Linked DNA regions of Homo sapiens: regions 1 and 3 are each linked to region 2. A link is a contact called in ENCODE Hi-C or POLR2A ChIA-PET data. All regions are on one chromosome and are shown on one strand. Each heading gives the region's core, a stretch centred on a gene start or an enhancer-like site at or near the end of the contact. The rest is flanking DNA. Distances are from core to core; before and after follow the strand shown. Region 1 overlaps ADTRP (androgen dependent TFPI regulating protein). Region 2 overlaps LOC107986567 (a long non-coding RNA gene). Region 3 overlaps ADTRP (androgen dependent TFPI regulating protein).

Region 1 (2,700 bases), core at 123-2,622, 91 kb before region 2:
TCTGAGCTCCTGCTGAGACCAGGTGCTTGGAGCAGTGAAGAGGCAGCAGTAGATGTGGGGAAAGAGGTGGTATTCCCAGCTCCAACTGGAAAAGACTTGAGGCCCATATTAACAGAACAGTAGAAAAAGAAGTGGGAATTAAGCAGGTTTCTTGGTGCCTGCCCTGGTCTTCCCTTAGGCTGCCTTCCCACCTGAGATATTCTGTCCTCTTCTGTAACCCTTCAAGACCACTCTTGCTCATTTTTACCAGATTTCTCCTACATAATGTTAGGTTGGGAAGTCCAAGTCCAATTTCCTTCAGTGTCCACACCCCAACCCATATGAGCCTAGTGACATACTAGTAGACTCAAATATGTCTACCCACCAATAGCCATTTGCCATTTGTGTTCTTTAAAAAATGTGCCCACAAATAAAGGCCAGGAAAATAACACTAGGAAAATCACAGCAGGGATCATGAATCCTTGTTAAGCATCTGGAAATCAGCTTTGTTAAACCACACACTAATTCAGAAAAGTGCTTTGTAGCAAAGCAATCTCAACAGCCCTTATAATTCTATCACTTCCCATCCAGATTCTTCTGCAAGCAAAATTTATTACTATACCATTTATTTGATGAATTAATCAATGTTCAAATGGAAGAGGTTTTGACAATGTCACTATGTTTGATGTTTATACCTGCCCTGAATGCTTGCTCAGAAGAGAAACAGATTTCCCAGTATTTTTTATAACTTACTTTCCCATTGTCTTCAATTAATTTGCTATTATCCCAAGTAGACAGACAACTTCAGTAGTAGCCATCTCCCTACATTTTTAGATCACTGAAAAAAATGGATGAGCAACCCATGAAAATAACTAGCTTACTGAAATGCTTGTCTTTTAAAGAAAGTTGGGATTATTTAAAAAAAAAAAAATGGCCCAGGACCAGTAGCTAGGAGATCTGGGAGAGAGAAGTCATTGCCTTGGTTCTGACACTAAGTAACCCTTTTGCCTTTTGCAGGTAACTTCTCATCTAGGTCCTCAGCATCCTTCTCTGTAAACTGAAGAGTTTAAATGACTCTAAGTTCCTCTCTCTCTCTCTAGATGTTCTCTAACACCAAGTTTATGTGAGTTTCTTTGGCCAGATTTTAACCAGAGACCATCCTCCACGAAGGTCAAAGATAATTAATTCTGAGATAGCAGGAGTTGTTTTTGGCATGTGCAGTCAACCTTTCAAAAAACCAAGAGTTCTCAAGTTAAGCTACCTTCACGAACCTCTTATTAAATTTAAGTATCACTCTCTGTCCCTCCTACTTTGCTATGTTCCTCCACCACCTCCCTCCACCAGAAAAAAAAAAAAAAGATGAGAAAAATCTCTTGTGTTTTCTTCTTTCTTGGTTCTTGGAAAATGGTGTGCAATTACTTCCTCTTCTTCCGTGGCTGCCTCATGTCACCTGTACAAACAAGAACAGAGACAGACCTCAGGCTTCAGGCTTTCCCTAATGGGTATTTTTGTTGTGGGTAGAGATTCACTCTGACTTGGGGCAGTGGAAAGTTGAACACACTTTTCCCAAGGTGACAAGATGCAGTTTAAGGAGTTATGAAAAAACAGCTGCCACGATGACAGGGGCAGAGAACAACTCTGCCGTCCTCCCTCAGTGCTGGGTTCACAGTTAGCCAGGCACCCACGATGCTGTTTGCCTTCAGGTACTCTGCATAGCTAAGAGGAAGCATATTGCTGTGACTCTGAGTGAGTGTCTGCAGGCTACACACAATCCATCAGCAAACTTTGAGACTTTGCAGATGGAGATGAAGAGACCACATCAAATTAGAGAGGAAATAGAAGGGTGGATGTTCAACTAATTGGGGTCATTCTGTGACCTCTTAGCAAATGAATTCATCAGCCTGGTGGAAAAGTACTGGCATATGGATTAGGTTTGAGTAAGCTCATTAGAGGGGCATTATTCTACTGAAATTATAGCATTAGATTTGTAGAATGACTTCTATTCAGCCAACAAGTTGGTACTCCATATTTAATGATCATAAATCTTTGTGTAAGCTCTGCAATTTGTGAAATTTCATTAGCTCATTATCCTTTGTGCTTGTTGCCAAATACTGTCAATGCTACTTTAAAAACTTCTCCTCCATTCCAGAACTTACAGCCCTGGTAGTTCTGGCTTGGTATTCCTGCAGCAAATCCATGCTCCTAATTCCATGATTCACCCTTCAAACCCTGCCACCTTCATCAATTCTATCCTTAACAGTAAACACTAGATATCTTATACTCATTCCATTCTGCTGGAACTCCACTTCTTAGAGGCTATCATGACTGGTGACTTGAAGTCCTGTTTGTGGCCCCTTAATTACACTGATTTCCTAGGATGGCCACCTCTTGATCATGCAGTCCTCATGGCTATCCTTGTATTCATCTCATGCAAAATTTTCAAGATCAAAACTCTGTCTTCTTCGTCTGCTCCTCATCAATCTAGACTACCCCAGTCACTTCAGCCGAGGCTTATTGTTTATCAAGCTTTATGGATTTCACGTTGTTTTCATTGGTGTGTCTACTTCTTTCTCTTCTGTTTTTCCCTTTTTTTTTTTTTTTTTTTTTTGAGACAAGGTCTTTGCCCAGGCTGGAATACGGTGGCACAATCTCAGCTCACTGCGGCCTTGAGCTCCTGGGCTGAAGTCCTCCAACCTCAGTCTCCTGACTAGTTGGCACTAG
Region 2 (2,700 bases), core at 67-2,566:
CTGGAGATCATTCTAAATCAAATCCATGGGATTTCTAGCCCAGGATCCCTGAGATTTGTCAGTTTGGTTCAATAGGAAGACCTAACAGCTAGGACATTCCAAAAAATCATGATATAGATGGTTTACTTTCAGTGCCTTGACCTACTGTCATGGACCGCTCTGCCACTTCGCCCTGCTGTCTCCTTCCTTCTGGGGCTTCCATGTACCCCCAGGAAAACTCATTTTCCCCTTTCTTGTGTCTTGGGATGGTTTTCAGTGTTTGTCAGTGTGAAAGGAAAATAAATCTCAGGAGCCCACAATGAGTAAGCCAAAGGGAAGTCAAGCTGGGACCTTCCTCCCACTTCGTCCTAAATAAGATAGCTACAATGAGATAACTGCTTCATGATTCGCTAACAAGAAAATTCCTTGTGGACAAAGGACAGACGGACCTCAAAGTCATCCCTCTGCCCAAGTGAGACAAATGCATATCTGATGGCTTCCTTTGCCCTGTTGTTTCCAAACTAAGGCATAGTGATTATTCCTCTCTTCTCCTCTCACAGGTAAATTGTGTATTCAGTGAAAGGCTAATCAGAGACTCAAAAGAATGCAACCATTTGTCTTTTAGCTACCTATGCCCTGGAAGCCCCCTCCCCTGCTTCAACTTGTCCCGCCCTTCCGGACCAAACCGATGTACACCTTACACATATTGATTGATGTTTCATGTCTCCCCAAAATGTATAAAACCAGGCGTGGGTGCCCTGACTACCTTGGGAACATGTCAGGACCTCCTGAGGCTGTGTCAAGGGTGCATCCTTAAACTTGGCAAAATAAACTTTCTGAACGGATTGAGATCTGTCTCAGATACGTTTGGGTTCACACTAGGTGCCTGTGGGCTGATTTCATCCCTGGCAAGTGAAGAGGAGCTGTGGCGAGGGTAGCAGAGGGTTGTCAGGCTTTGCTGAGTGGCAGGGGGAGCAGCCAATAGTGTGGGGATATGGGGGCGGGGGAGGTGTCCTCTCCCCTCCTCCATGACTCCCTGCTGGATCACGCCACCAAAAGACTAGGCACCACCACATGTGTAAATACCTGAGATGCTGGGAAACCATGCAGGCTGGGCTGTGCTAAAACCCTTCGTTTTATTCTGTATCAGGGTAAAGATTGTAAAGAAAAAACTCCCTGATTGTAAAGAAAAAACTCAATTACAATTGGACCCCTAGGCTTCTAAAGGAAAATAGGTGAGAGAGAGAAAGGGGCGTTTTCTAAACTTCATGGCATTCAATGTTCCACAGCTGTGGAAGATTGCAAATGACCTCTGCCTGGGGCTGCCGCTGCTCATCTGGATAGGTGAGTCGGGCGTAGCCAGGCGTGGGTGTGTGCACCAAGGCAGCACAGGGCAGGACAAAGCCCGGCTTGCTCTCATCTGCGTCTCATTGGATTTGCATTATCTAGGTCTTCAGAGGGAGATCCCTCAGCCTCTGAGTCTGCAATGCTATCTGTATCTTACCAGTGGCCTGCAGTAGCAGGAGCCCCATATTGGGTGGTGAATCTACCAGTGACTTCAGTGGTTGGAAACTTGGGAAAGTTTAGGCTACATTAGAGAAGGAGTGGTTCACAGGCAAGCCACTGGCAGGGGTTAAGAGATGAGAAGCACCTGCCAATGATTTGGAAAACACAACTTGCTGGCACCTGCCTGTTCGGCAGTTTCTTTCTGCAGGTTGTGAGCCCCTTTTGTCATTGTCAGGGCCTAAGGGTCCAGGAATCACTGTCTACCTTAGGAGTTTGTTAATAAATCGCCACGGTGAGTTGGGTAATGTTTGAGAGCAAAATGAAATAAAATGTCCTATATGTGTTTAAGCTATAGAAAACTAGGAATGGAAGAAAAAAAAGGCTTTCTGCTCTTGGATCCCAATTTACCTAGTGGGCAGGAAGCCTCCCCAGCACCCCTTCCTCATTTCTGACCAAAGCAGTTAATGGCATTAAATGTCTTCATGTGATCTCACGCTAGAACTGTATTGGAGCAGACATCTGGCAACAATTTATTGGCGCACAGGATAAATTTTCAGAAAACCAAGTTGCAGTTCTGAGAAACTTCACAAATCCACCTTCCTGCCCACCCACTTCAAAGCCCCTCACCCTCTCGGCAACTGTTCACCCTCCCACACTGGCACCTCAGACGCCTGCAATAACCTCCGACGAACTTGTCGGACAGCCCTAATCTCCTAACAAGGGAAATGCAAAGAGCTCAAGACAGAGATCAACACTCTGGACGGGGATTTCCAGGCCCAGATCAGCACCCTGCTGAGACATGCTGTCTGGAAAATCAGAAATGTGATGTGGGAGTGCACAGCCCCGCGGCCCCCTCACCTGGCCATGCAACCGCCTCTCCATCCAAGCCAGTGGTCAGGCAGGGAGGAAGGACACTCACCTGTAAGCTATTTAGACGTGGCCTCACCTTGTGGGGTTTCCACAGAATGGATGTCTTCCAGAGTATCTCATCATCATGACTGGCGATGATGAGGAGCTAAGGATCTCCCTCTCGGGTGGGTGGGAACTCACTTCGCAAGAATGGTGGCTCTGGTTTGGAGACTCTCTGGGCTGGTTGGCTGCTGGGAAGGCTGTCAAAGGTGAGCAGGCAGCATCATACCTGACCAATGAATGGCAACAGCCAGGACTGCTGGGAAGTGTGGGTGCAATTGCTGGCAAGAGCCACCTTTTTTTTCT
Region 3 (2,700 bases), core at 65-2,564, 74 kb before region 2:
GTGTGCTAACCCTTAACACTGTGCCAGGTGGGGATGTTGGACCCAGTGGGGATTACAGTTTTGCTATCTGTGTGTAAGAACAATGCTCAGAACAGTGTGCAGCATGGGTTGTGCAGTGCACGACAGGGGCATGTGTGAGCACTCAGCAGATTATTGGAACTCCTTGGAAAACTGGACCAAGACCTCCAAGGCAGAAGGGTGCTTGGGGATATCACTGGAACTGTGAAATAACCATACATAAAAACTAAGACATTGTGATCAAAGTACATAATGTGCTGGCTAGTTTTTATTTTTATATTGGTTTATATTTTATTTTGTTTCCCATCTCTTGTCACTCCAACTTATTTGAAGCACTATTGTCAAGAATGACATTTTAAAGCATAATTTGCTGGCCAAGTTACAAATACTGCTCACCCTTGCTTCCACTCCAAACAAACAAACAAACAACAGCAACAACAAATGCTCCCATTTTCTATACTATGTCCAACATCCTCTAGTCTGCCATCTGCAAGCCTTCATGAGTGGGTAGTTCCAGGGATATTTCTCATTAGTCTCTTTCACAAACAGGTCCAGCAAAGAGAATTACTGACCCTTGCTCTCACGCTTTCTGCACTCTCCTGGCCTTGGGACTGTGCTCCTTTTGTTTACCTTCTCTCATTTTTTCTAGCTCCAATCCTGCCGGTCCTTCAGGGCTCAGATCCAATGCATGCCTTCCACAGTGCCCTTCCCACACCGCTCAGCTGGATGCAAACTCTTCCTTTTCTGTGGCTCCTTGTGTTTTTTTTATGAGGTTTTACCACTTTCCATCTTCTGCACTTATAATTTGTATGCATGGGTCATCTCCACTTATTAAGGATAAACCCCCTGCAGGCTGAAGCTTGGCCTGATATAACATTGCTTTTCTGGGCAGGACCAACCATGTGTTAGGGAAAATATTTATTCAATAAAAGAAAGAATAAAAACCAGCAGAAGGAACATTTCTATTTTTTTGCTCCTCACCACTGCCTCAGGGAGAACTAGGTGAGGTGTTTTGGGGTAGGAGAGAAGGGAGAAATAAGTGAGCTACCATATTTAAAGGTGACTAATGCTTTCCAAAGGAAATGAAAGCTTTGCAGTCATTACTATTTTGCAAAGCTTTATTTTCCCACTTAGGGGAGAGCTCTTCAATTTTGCAATCTGAAAAATAACTAAAAGCAACCACCACATGTAAGGCGGTCCCCACGGTCTCAGGAACTATTTTTAGGTCATTTGAACATGGTTTCGGCGGTGAAATGCTTCTCCAGCTCAGCTTCAGTGCCGTTTTCCTGACTCATGTTCGTTTCTCACGCTCCCTCTGGCCCGAGCCCATGCTCTTTACCTCATTCGTGTTATGCCATTTCCCCATTTGACTGTCCAAACTGGCACATCTGACAGTGGGCCCATAGCCACTTCCCTAAAACGTCTCCATGGGTGTCTGCAGTTTGTAGAACTTCATGGCCATCTGTGGCTGTGAGGAGCCAGGGGCCCTGGAAACTGCGTAAGGGTGGGGTTGGCAGGCACCAAAGAGTCTGAGCTCCTCTAACCAGGGCGTGAGCAGAAATAGAGATGCTTCCATCAACAGGATCACATCAAACACCCTCCTTTAAGTGTCTATATTTGATTTGTTCTAGCAAAAATGGGGCTTAGTGGACCAAATACCAACTTAGCATTTTTCATGAAGGACGAAATCCCAAACCACCTCAGCTCCCCACTGGGCACTGGGGCTCACCCAGTCACGTTCCTGCTGGTGACAGGTCTCCATCCCTTCCCTCCACTCCCTTCATTACCAGTACTTTAATGTCTAATCCAAGCACATAGAGCTGGGAACAACACGTGAAAGATTTCAAAGTGCAGAGCTAGGTCAAGCTTTGTGCATGCCCATCCATCCAGCATTTAGCTGAATGGTTTTGCACACACTGGGAATTGAACAAATACCTGGCCATGTAAACACAGTGGAAAGACAACTGGATTTGGAGAGAGGAGACCTCAGTTTTAGTTGGCTCAAGTACCAGCTTTGCATCTCTACCCCACCTCTGCCATATGACCATGGGCATGTCATCTACCCTACTGGAGATTTAGTTTTCCAATGCTAAGTCATCTCTAAGTCACCTCCCATTGTTCACACTCTCTGATTTTATTTGTGGATTGACTGATGTTATCATCAGTTGGCTAACATCAACTCCCCTGAGTTACCAGCAATGCCACCAACTGGTCTACCTGTCTTGTTCCTCTTCAGTCTAATGTCCACACTTCAGCCAGAATCATCTTTCTAATCAGCTTTCTTACATAAACCACATCATTTCATTCCTCTGATTATAACACTTTTCTACAGAAAAGCACTTGGTTTAAAAGTCCAAACGCACTAATGTGGATTTACGACCTGGCTTTACCCTGTCCTCCAATTCAGCCATACCCTCAGCTCCTCCAGCCCTTTGCAGATGCTGTTTTTTCTGCCTGAAGGTCTTTTCCATGTCTCTTTTGACCTATTCTTATTCATTCCTTGGGCCTCAGCTTAGACAGTGCTTCCCTTTAAGAAGCCAGTCCTGCACATCTCTCTGTGTGCCCATAGCATCCTGGGCTTATGCCTATTACAGTCCTATCACCCTGTCTCCCACTGTCTGTTATGCTCCTCTTTCCCGGACAGCCTCTAAAGGTAGCAGGTTTCCTGAACTTCACTGTATC

Evidence for each region. A loop is a pair of places that touch in the nucleus more often than their neighbours do. ChIA-PET counts read pairs that join two places held with the same protein, here RNA polymerase II (POLR2A). Pooled maps may share reads with other maps.
Region 1: a loop to region 2 is called in a map of naive thymus-derived CD4-positive, alpha-beta T cell, with 1.8 times the contacts of the local background. The contact joins two enhancer-like sites. A Hi-C loop is called at or near these places in 10 of 168 maps with a recorded cell type or tissue (Calu3, HepG2, K562 and 7 more) and 14 of 50 pooled maps. POLR2A ChIA-PET finds 5 or more read pairs at or near these places in 5 of 52 experiments (MCF 10A, activated CD4-positive, alpha-beta T cell, activated CD8-positive, alpha-beta T cell and 1 more).
Region 3: a loop to region 2 is called in a pooled map, with 4 times the contacts of the local background. The contact joins two enhancer-like sites. A Hi-C loop is called at or near these places in 1 of 168 maps with a recorded cell type or tissue (GM11168) and 4 of 50 pooled maps. POLR2A ChIA-PET finds 5 or more read pairs at or near these places in 3 of 52 experiments (Panc1, activated CD8-positive, alpha-beta T cell and activated naive CD4-positive, alpha-beta T cell).

The regions. Positions count from the first base shown.
Region 1 is chr6:11,713,084-11,715,783 of GRCh38, forward strand. ADTRP (androgen dependent TFPI regulating protein) reads right to left here. Exons shown (of 6, transcript NM_032744.4): 6 at 440-1,429. The coding sequence ends at 1,395. Among named protein-coding and RNA genes, the nearest start is that of ADTRP, 64 kb to the right of the region's middle. RefSeq lists an enhancer at 1,293-1,442. Within about 2 kb of position 1,373, at least 4 of the 41 ENCODE cell types and tissues checked have a DNase peak (open chromatin) inside an H3K27ac peak, as active enhancers do.
Region 2 is chr6:11,804,480-11,807,179 of GRCh38, forward strand. LOC107986567 (a long non-coding RNA gene) reads right to left here. Exons shown (of 3, transcript XR_001743970.2): 3 at 2,161-2,700. Among named protein-coding and RNA genes, the nearest start is that of ADTRP, 27 kb to the left of the region's middle. Within about 2 kb of position 1,317, at least 4 of the 41 ENCODE cell types and tissues checked have a DNase peak (open chromatin) inside an H3K27ac peak, as active enhancers do.
Region 3 is chr6:11,730,982-11,733,681 of GRCh38, forward strand. The region is part of intron 4 of ADTRP (androgen dependent TFPI regulating protein); the gene reads right to left. It overlaps LOC124901258 (a long non-coding RNA gene), which reads left to right. Exons shown (of 2, transcript XR_007059452.1): 2 at 1-266. Among named protein-coding and RNA genes, the nearest start is that of ADTRP, 46 kb to the right of the region's middle. RefSeq lists enhancers at 1,107-1,406, 1,687-1,776. Within about 2 kb of position 1,315, at least 17 of the 41 ENCODE cell types and tissues checked have a DNase peak (open chromatin) inside an H3K27ac peak, as active enhancers do.